Regions from separate parts of the Homo sapiens genome. Here region 1 is linked to region 2. A link is a loop called in an ENCODE intact Hi-C map of the cell type or tissue named here. Cell type or tissue: mammary epithelial cell. All regions are shown on one strand. Each heading gives the region's core, and the rest is flanking DNA. Links, peaks and the distances in the headings are about the cores only. Region 1 overlaps LOC107985255 (a long non-coding RNA gene). Region 2 overlaps LOC107985255 (a long non-coding RNA gene).

Region 1 (5,390 bases), core at 315-5,314, 68 kb before region 2:
CTTAGCACCAGCCATCAGGAGATGCTCACTAAATAATTATTGAATGAATGAATGGTATGGATGATCCTCTATGTGCCAGAGAGCTTTCAAGAATTGAAAAAAAGCAAAGATTAATAAAAGGAAACTTCTGATCAATGTGGTGGCCAAGCAGAAGTAATCAACCTTTCATTCTGCTCCAAATATATAGAAATGCTGACTTAGAGGCCGGGTGCGGTGGCTCACGCCTGTAATCCCAGCACTTTGGGAGGCCGAGGTAGGCGGATCACAAAGTCAGGAGATCGAGACCATCCTGGCTAACACAGTGAAACCCCGCCTCTACTAAAAATACAAAAAAATTAGCCAGGTGTGGTGGTGGGCGCCTGTAGTCCCAGATACTTGGGAGGCTGAGGCAGGAGAATGATGTGAACCCGGGAGGCGGAGCTTGCAGTGAGCTGAGATCTCGCCACTGCACTCCAGCCTGGGTGACAGAGTGAGACTCCATCTCAAAAAAAAAAAAAAAAAAAAAGAAATGCTGACTTAGATAGAACACAAACCTTTTCTTAAACTGTATAGCTGAAATTGAAAGCAGGAAGAAGGAAATATCACAAAGTCCCAGAAATGAACAAGAAACTCAAAGCCACAGTGGTAGAATGATGAATGTTTGTGGGCATATACGAATCACATGTGTACGTAAGGGTGGGGACATGTATCAGTCCTAAGCAGAATCAAACTATGACACAATATCATGGATGATAGCGAGAAATTGACTTTAATTACTCTATATTCCTCTAATTCAGTCGTATAAGAGAGATATTGATTAGTCATAGATTTAGTTAACTTTGTGCATTAGCATTATAAAGGCAAATACCAAAAAAGGGAGGAAGGAATGCAATGTTTAATTCCTAAACCAGTAGAAAGGGGAGAAAAAGGAAATAAAGGAAATGTGGGCCGGGTGCGGTGGCTCATGCCTGTAATCCCAGCACTTTGGGAGGCGGAGGCAGCAGATCACCTGAAGTCAGGAGTTCGAGATGAGCCTGACCAATATGGTGAAACCCCATCTCTACTAAAAATACAAAAATTAGCCAGGCATGGTGGCACCTGCCTATAATTCCAGCTACTCAGGAGGCTGAGGCAGGAGAATTGCTTGAAATCAGGAGGTGGAGGTTGCAGTGAGCTGAGATTGCGCCACTGCACTCCAGCCTAGGTGACAGGGCAAGACTCCGTCTCAAAAAAAAAAAAAAAAAAAAGAGTGCACATGCATGAAAGAGAGGATGTGGGAAGAGGTACGGGAATGAACTCATCCTTTAATCAGGAATCTACTCCCACAATAACAAACCGAATCCTGCAATAACAGCCTTAATCCATCTTGAGGGAAGAGTCCTCAGGACCTAGTCACCTCTTAAATGTCCTACCTCTCAACACTGGAATTGGGAATTAAGTTTCCAACACATGAACTTTGGGGAACACATTCAAATCACAGCAACAGCTAACAGTAGTGCTATTCTATCTGTAAAATCAAACATCAAATTCAAGGATAATAATGACAAGGCTGACAGCCATCAACACTGGAATTGGGAATTAAGTTTCCAACACATGAACTTTGGGGTACACATTCAAACCACAGCAACAGCTAACAGTAGTGCTATTCTATCTGTAAAATCAAACATCAAATTCAAGGATAATAATGACAAGGCTGAGAGCCATCATTCCAATAAAAATTACAATTCCCTGTCCAATATCCAGTTTTTATACCCAGAACTCATTGATATGAGAAGAGACGCTTTTAGAGGAACCCTGCAAAATCATGGTAAATGTATGTGGTAGTGGCTACTTCCTTTTCTCAAAGGGACCTACTGCCTTCTATTGGGTAACTGTATCCTAGGGAAAGTGGAATATCCAAACACTTTAAAGACTGTTGGAAAGAGAATCCAAGTTGATATTGAGGTCAAAGTGTCATCATGATTTTTCTGTCAGAGTGGGGACCTGGGATAGCCAAGTCCAGCCCACAGTCTGTTTACCGTATCTGTGAACTCATCCAGTGGTCATTTCTGCAGACCCCAATTAATAATTGTAATAGACATACTTGGTAGTTGGCACAACCTCCACGTTGAATCTTCAGCCTACAGGATTAGGGGAAAAGTTAAGAAGAAGCCTGTGAAAACAGCTTATCCCCCATACTTGTTTCAAGATAGTTACTTAAAAAAAATTGTCCAATATGAATGGTTGAAATTAGTGCCACCTTTACAGTTTGTTAAAGGATACAGGAATGATGGTCCCCTTCAGTCTCTGTTTAATTCACCAATCTGATTTCTGCAAAAACAAGACATATTATTACAGTGGACTACTGCAAACATAGCCAGGTATCGGACCCAGTGGCAGATGTGGTATGTTTGCTAGAGCAGATTAACATGTCATCAGATATATGGTATGCAGCCATATTTCCGTTGCTCTGGAAAATATATTTTTTTCATCATTAGGAAGAGGAAATGAAAAGAATTTCATTTAAAGTGGACAACTGAATCAATTACATGTTTGTTTCAAGGCTGTGTTAACTCCTCTGCCCTTTGTTTAAATACAGTATGAAGAGGTACAGACCATTTAGACATCCATACAGAATGTCAAATTTGTTCACTATATTGACAACATGCTAATGGAACCAGATGAGCAAAATATAGATGCTAGTTGGAGGATTTGCTAAGAAGCATATTCTCTAGAGAGTTGGAGTTAAACCCTATGAATATTCAGGGCCTGGCACATAAGTAAAATTACGGATGTACGGTGTTTATGGCATGATAAGAATCACCCATCCTCCCCAAATAAAGAACAAATTATCAAAATTTGTATTCTCAGCATGAAGAAGGAAGCAAAATGCCTGGAAGGTTTCTTTGGGTTACAAAGGCAGCATATTCCACATTATGGGAACCATATCTGGGAATACTAATGTGACCTAAACACCAGATGATATGAAAATCTGCCAGATTTTAATAGGGCCCAGCTATGGCTCCTGTCTAGCACTTTGGGCAACTCATGCCAAAGGGTCAGCAGGTAAGGAAATGAATCACTGTCTTGGCAGGAGTAAGTCAGGATGCTGTTACACAATGAGAACATTAGGAATATATTTAGCAGCCAGATAATACACTTAAGTATCTTTTAGTGATTCTATATCACGTTTTGACAATAATTGCACAAATACAGTAACTCTGGTCTGAAAAGGTAATGGTAATGAGGAAGGGAATTAGACTGCACATGGTTGAAGATCTAGTTCACATCACCAGGCAAGTCTCCAAGACCACCAGAGGTGCTAGCTGGGGGTAAGGGAAATTTATAATAAGTGGTAGAGAAGGGAGATAACAAAGATCATTTCTGGACTTGAGATAAGCAAAAGTGATGGGGACTGTAGTTTATCATCACATTTTTTTTTCTTTTCTAAGTTTTTCCACTGGATTGTTAGAAGAGTCACTGCCAGAACCTATATGAGTAAGTGAATCCAGGCACTTAAGGTGTAGTCTGTGTTGAGTACTATAATATGCCTCCAGATTCCTCTTTACTAATTAAGGACATACTCCCCCAGCTTCTAGAAGTGCTGATGAAAGGCAGTCCTTAGCTGTAAACTTCTCCTGAGAGATTGCCTTTACTAAAAACACTGTCTCACCCCAAATCACACTTCTTTCAGAGAAGTCCACATCTAGTGACTGATCGTCCAGAGGGTATAAAGTCCTGGAACCCTTGCCTTAACTGGGCAAACTCTAAAGGACCATCCCAGCTCCAGAGCTCTTCATGGGGTCATCTTAGGTCTCTGTTGAGACTGCATCACAGCTCAACTTCTCCCTCTGCCCAAACGTGTTTTTTTTTTTCCTTTTCTTCTACAGGTTTTGATCCCAGGAGTCCCACCTAATAAACATCTTATATGTTAATCACCATCTTCCTGGTTGCCTCTCAGAGAACTTAAGCTGTATCAAACATTATATACTGATACTATAACTGAAACTATAACTATCATGAATTTATATATATATATATATATAGTCTTACTCTTCTCATGCTGCTAATAAAGACATACCCTAGACTGGGTAATTTATAAAGGAAAGAGGTTTAATTGACTCACACAGTTCTACATGGCTGGGGAGGCCTCACAATCATGGCAGAAGGTGATGGAGGAGCAAAGTCATGTCTTACATGGCAGCAGTCAAGAGAACTTGTGCAAGGGAACTCCCATTTATAAAACCATCAGATCCGTCAGACTTATTCACTACCATGAGAACAGTATGGGGGAAACTCCCCCAATGGTTCAATTGTCTCTCCCTGGCCCCACCTTTGGCATGTGGAGATTTTTACAATTCAAGGTGAGATTTGGGTGGGGACACAGCCAAACCATATCATACATTTATAAATTTATGAAATAAGTGCTGATAGAATTACATGAAGACATTTGTAAATACATAATACTTGTGTAAAAATTTTAACACCTATTTTAGAAACTGATAGATCAAGAAGTCAATGTTAGTAAAGATGCTAAAGATTTGAATAAAATAGCTGTTTTCTCTATGGTAATATAATGTAACACACCGTAATACAACATAACTATATTCTTATGTAAGGAGTAAGGAGCACATATGGTTTTTAAATATGCATGTATCATTTATTAAAAAGTTGGTCACGTTTTAGTTTATAAAAGGTCTAAAAAATGTCCAAATAATTGATATCATACAGAACATTTCATCTTACCACAGTATAAGACACAGTAAAATATAATTAATACAGTTGGGCCTTCACAAACCTATATTAGAAAAATAATGATCTATAACAAAAATTAATTAGTAATCAAAAATTCTCCCTAAAAAGGTACCAAGCCCACATAATTTTATAGAGAAGTTTTTACCACAAATCAGAAGCTCATAATTCCTTTCTGATAAAATCTCTTTCAGCAAATGAATAAAGAGAGTAAACTACCTATTATTTGATATCAAAATTAGGCACAAGAAGTATAAGAAATGAGATATATTGTCCAATCTCACTATAGCATGGAAGAACAAATTATAACATGTTAGCAAACCCAGAATTGGATTTATAGTACATCAGGATAAAACAGATTATCCCAAGTATACAAAGATATGTCAACATTTAAAAGATCTATAAATCTTCATTCAACACATGGAAAAAAAAAGACAAAAACGTGAGCATCTCAACGAATGTAGAAAAATATTTTATAAGGTCAATATTCATTCATAAATTAAGGAAAAGACCAGTACATTAGTACTGGGGAAAAAAAACTTCCTTAACTTTGTAAAGAGCATGTACCCAAACCCACAGAAAATGCCATACTTTATGGTCAGATTTTTAGAAGCATTCACATTAAACTCAAGACAATAAATTATTCACTAAAACCACTTCTATGTAGCAATTACTGGAAG
Region 2 (5,390 bases), core at 209-5,208:
CTTTTTCGTGGCTCAGTTAATGACATCCCCATTCTTCTAGTTGCTTAAGAAAAAACAATTAGGCCAGGTGCGGTGGCTCACGCCTGTAATCCCAGCACTTTGGGAGGCCAAGGCGGGTGGATCATGAGGTCAGGAGATCGAGACCATCCTGGCTAACACGGTGAAACCCCGTCTCTACTAAAAATACAAAAAAATTGGCCGGGAGTGGTGGCGGGCGCCTGTGGTCCCAGCTACTCGGGAGGCCGAGGCAGGAGAATGGCGTGAAGCAGGGAGGCGGAGCTTGCAGTAAGCCGAGATCGCGCCACTGCATTCCAGCCTGGGTGACAAAGCAAGACTCCGTCTCAAAAAAAAAAAAAAAGAAAAAAAAATTAAAGTCATCATCGACTTCTCTCTTTTTCTATTATTGGTCATTCAATCTCTAAGCAAGTCCTGTTAGTACTTCAGAAAGCGTCTATCATCCAACTACTTCTTTCCTCTCTTACAGCTACTGCCTGGATTCAAACCACAGTAATCTCTCTCTCCTGCCATGCTCTCCAGAGCAGTCGCTTTACTTTTCTTCTTGCCTCCTCATATTCTCCATACAGGTTACACTCAGGACAGCTGCCAGAGTAAGTCTTTAAAAATGAAAATATCAGTGCATTTTACTCCTTTGCTCAATGTTTATCAAAGTCTTCCCATTTCACTTAGAGTAAAAGGCAAGTTCTTACAATGGTGTAAATGGATCCATGTGATCTGACTCTCCTAGTTACCTCTCGACTTCAGGTCCTACTGCAAATCTTTCCCTCCTTCCCTTATCTTAGCCTGCTTGGCAGTTCGTGAATAGGCCAGACACACTCCTACCTCAGGATGTTTCTTACTGGCTGTGTCCTCTGCCAGAAATACCCTTCATCCAGACATCCACATAGCCCACCTCCTGCCTTCATTCAAGTTTTTTAATCAAATGCCATCATATGAATGATTTTCTTCTCCATAACTATTTATTTATACCTCCCAGTACTTCCAGGCCCCCTTACCCAGCTCTCTTCCTTCCATGAGATTTGCCGCCTTCTAATACACGTTTTTTTTCTTAATTTATTATGTTTAAGGTTTGATGTCTGTCTCTTCACAATAGAAAAATTCCACAAGTGCAGGGATTGTTGTTTGTTTTGTACACAATATATCCCTAGCATGTTGTTCACTGCCTGACTCATAATAGGGATTCATGACATATTTGTTAAATGAATAATTGCAAGGAAGCATCCTGCTCACTCCAAATTTCTACCTTCTTTTTTTTTCTTCTGACTGAAAACTTTTCTAAGCAATAAACAAAACAGCCTTTATAATCAGATTTCTAAAAAACTGAAGAAAAAATAGATTTTAGTAACTTATATAGATATTTTCACTAACCAATGCTTTGGTTTCTCTAATGATTTGGTCTATGATCTCTGAGCTCACTCTTTCTGCAAGGCAAGCACACATTTAATGAGTATAGTGCCCATGTGCATTACCCATGAAAATGTGTCTAAAAAAGATAAATTGGACACTATGATTGGATAGCGAGTTTTTTCCAAGAAGTCATACTATCATACTATTAGTGAACAATATTATTAGCTAACTTTAATTGCTAGTTATCTTTATTTTTGTATGACTTTTTTTTTCCAATTTGAACACCAACTGCTTACATTTTAGTGTATCATTTGATATCCTTTTACCAAGCCCATAGTAGTTGTTGTATATAATGGACTCCGAATCATTATAAAAATATATTCACTGACTTGTGACAAGGATGCTGAATTTTGTGTCAGAACAGGACAGATAAAACCATATCCCCAGAAAATGAAAGACATATACAGAAGGAATTGAGTATACTGCCTGGCCTCGCTACTACTCATCCTAATAACTACCATGCCAATGTTTGGAATCTTCCAGATATGTTTTCATCATCCCCCCACTTGTTGTTAATGTCTGAGTTTAATCTTTAATCCACCTCTTTGGGTTCTGCTTTCAGTTTAGATGAAGTAATTTCAACTGAAAGGCTACCTATACCCCACACTCCACTGCCCCAATAGTGACTCAAGTCCCTACCTATAATCCATGGTTAATGAGGGAAAGCTGAGAATGGGGCGATTTAATTTCAAGTCTAAGGACTTTTTTTTTTCTTCATGGATTTGTTAAACCAGATATTTAAAAGGCTGAATAAAATTGGGGAAAGGATAATCACCTCCAATTTCTTGAAGCAAAAGCTCACATACTCACTGATGTAAGAAGAGGAAACCACAAGGTTTTTCTGTTCATTTTTCATCCTTTAGCTCTAAGGAAAAGAAAGGGCTGAGGTTCTGAACTAGGCTTCTGATGCATGGCTATTTAATCTATTCCTGATTCTGCATTTACTTTGCTCTGTCTAGAAAGGATGCAGAATTGGCCATAATGAATGACCCAAGCAATTTCAGCTAATGGCCAGAATTGAAACCTTTGATAATCCCAGGTGAATAATGTTGTCTCAACAGACTGAAGGAGTCTTTTACCTGTCTGACACAATGATAGATGTAATTAGTTAACAGGGATATTCAGAGGTTTTAGTGGAGGCATTAGCAGAGATTGCTCAGGTCATTCTTAATTATGCAAATTCCATCTTCTTCAGACAGAATACAAAAAAATAAAACGAGTAAACACAGCTGGAAGAAAAGATTCCACGGAAACAGCTGAAGCTAGGAAACTCCTCAGAGAAGTGATTATGTACCCCTCAGGCTAGGTAGGTGAAGAGGAAATAGCCATAGACAAAGGTCTTAACTGTGGGCAGTCCCCAGCTTTAGTCAAGCCAAAAAAGCTTGGATGCCTACTAAGTATGCTTATCCAAAGTCCTACGTCACCTTGAGCAGACATGACTAAAGGGAGAAATATTGCAGGTGGTTTCAAGCTCTTTCTAAGCAGCAGGCTTTCTCTCTGGGGAAGATAGACAAATAAGTGACTTAAAGCATTCAGAAGCAGGAGACAGAGAATGATGAGATGAGTTCCACAGGGTTGAATGAGAAAAGGAAGATGAAGGGCGCTGAAAGAGCCTTCTCCCTCAGCTCTAAATTTGCAGTCCCCTTTGAATTCACCATGCTTTGACCTTCTTTGCCACTACAATTTGAGACCCTACGTGCCTCCACTCTGCCTTCTAGCAAATAGTCACAGCCACTGTCAGATCTGTGTAAAGGTGCATAATTCAACATGGCATCAAAAACAAAGGACTCTTTGCATCAGACGTGTTTATTTTTCTTGTAAGGCTTTGACACGTCAATGGTTGTCACCTGTGGTTGAGTGAAATCTTGGCATGAAATCAATTTGATGTCCAACGTCAAGCAGCTTTCTTTAATGTCTCTGGATAAGGCAAGAAGGGCCTTGCGTCCTTGAGGAGAGGCAAATGAATAACTGGGGGTCAATCACTGGGGCTTGATGAGGATCCAGCTGGTCCTCAAAGGCAGTCAAGAGAAGTGAGTATTTAGGCAGTGGCTCTTGCTGGTTGGTTTGCAAAAGCTTCAGAGGACAACACTGGGAATCACTGATTATCCACGCTTTTTGCCTGGCACATGGGGTGGCTAATTTTAGAACCCAACTTTTTAGCCTCTCTCCTATGGTTTTCTTTTCTTTCTGTAGCTTGAAGGAGGCAAACCAATAAAACATTTTATTACTTTAGAGAACTCACAACCAAAAATTATTACAGCATGAAAATATAAATAAGTTTAAAAGGGAAAAATATATGCTTGATAGATTACTGTAGGTGCAGTGAGGAGTGTGGGAAAGTGGAAAGAGCATTTCTATTGAAGTTATATTGCCTTGGGTTTAAGTCCTGTCTCTATCCCTCTTTGCTAGCTGTGTGGCCTCACAGAAGTCGCTTAAATCCTCCGAGACTAGGCGCCCTCATCTGTAAAATGGAGATTGTAATGCCTATATGATGATTAAATGAGTTAGAGTTTTGTACACATAGATCTTAAAGAGGCATATTTTTATGGTGAGAAAAATTTTTGAGTTTACATCAGAGAAAAGACAAACCTTTCATATCCCTTGTTGGCTTTTTAAGAGCTAGAACACAATGCACAATATATTTTATATTGAAACCAACATATCAATGATTAATTTGTATGTATCCAAATCACATTCTTAAGTTCCACTTTTAGTCTTAAATTGAGATTAGCCTAGTTGAGAATTTGTTTATGTAGTTAACAAAACAGAAATATCCAAGAAAAGAGGGTAATTTCGAAGGTCGCCCCATTTTCATAAGTATCTACTTCCCAAATGGGCATCCTTATGGGAAAATTATCCAAACTGGACCCAGTAGATTTACTTAACAAACCTTTATATGGTTTACTGTATGTCAGACATCTGTTCAAAGTGCTTTACAAATATTAAGCCATTTAATTCTCATAATAAAACTAAACTGTACATAGGTAGATAATTACCTATTATTCCCATTTTGCAGATAAGATAACTGAAGAGCTAAGAGGTTATATAAATTGAACAAGATCACACAGCTAATAAGTGGCAGAGCCAGGTTTTATACCCAGGGAGTCTGGCTCCAGAGGCCATAACTTTAACCCGTGGGCTGTGCTATATCTTTTGCATTAACTCTACTGCTCTGTGGTAAAGGATTTGTATCACAGTCTGCCAGAGTTTAAGTCTACAAGAGTCTAAATGTGCCATGTTTCTATAATACCTTTCTAGGTATTGATCTGTACATGAGCCACTGAAGTAGACCTGTTATATTAGGAGTTCAATTCAGCAGGGTCCACATAAAGAACATTAGTTATATTTTTATCCTGTACAAAGTAGTGGGGTCATTAATTGCCTGAAAGCAATGTTAAGAAGACAATACCCAAACAATTCATGGTATGTGTCAATTGTCTACAATTCTGTAGCATAAGTATGACCTTAAAATCACAATCTCTTTATCGATTTATTCACTAGAGAATCTGAGGATCAGGAAGGACTTTAGAAGGTAAAGTTTTTCATTATATTTCCTTACTTCAACATCTATTTCAAGGAATCTCCAATTAGGGTCAGGCCACTCCAGTAACTGCAAGTTTACTGGAAATGCCTGTCCATCATTAGTCCCAAGGTGGCTCATGCCTTCCTTTATAAAAAAAAATTAGTAATGGCTTTATCAAGACATAATTCACCTATTCTTTTAAATTATACAATTCAGTGATCTCTAGTATATTCACAGAGTTATGCAACTGAGGTTCAGTAGATGCTACCCCAAAATATGGCACCTTGGCATACTGAATATTTTAAGCTGAAAGAAATTGAGCTGCAGAAACAGGAAAGAACTCTGGCTTTCTTCTGAACCCCCTTCCCCTAAAGTAGGTCATAGAAACTAGAATTTTTCTTGCTCTTCTTCTCTGAAGCAGATCATAAAACCTAGGAAGGTC

The links. A loop is a pair of places that touch in the nucleus more often than their neighbours do. Peaks named below come from ENCODE experiments on the same cell type or tissue, not always from the same donor. Only the 100,000 strongest peaks of a DNase experiment are listed, where the experiment ranks them.
Region 1: it touches region 2 in a loop (2.4-fold over the local background); 4 of 110 quality-filtered maps call a loop at or near these places.

The regions. Positions count from the first base shown.
Region 1 is chr1:208,983,105-208,988,494 of GRCh38, reverse strand. The region is part of intron 1 of LOC107985255 (a long non-coding RNA gene); the gene reads left to right. Among named protein-coding and RNA genes, the nearest start is that of LINC01774, 13 kb to the right of the region's middle. In mammary epithelial cell, for the core only: no CTCF peak of the experiment used is centred there; a DNase peak (open chromatin) is centred at 3,034.
Region 2 is chr1:208,915,345-208,920,734 of GRCh38, reverse strand. All of the region lies in intron 1 of LOC107985255 (a long non-coding RNA gene), which reads left to right. Among named protein-coding and RNA genes, the nearest start is that of LINC01774, 54 kb to the left of the region's middle. In mammary epithelial cell, for the core only: no CTCF peak of the experiment used is centred there; DNase peaks (open chromatin) are centred at 2,844 and 3,244; H3K27ac peaks cover 1,060 bases.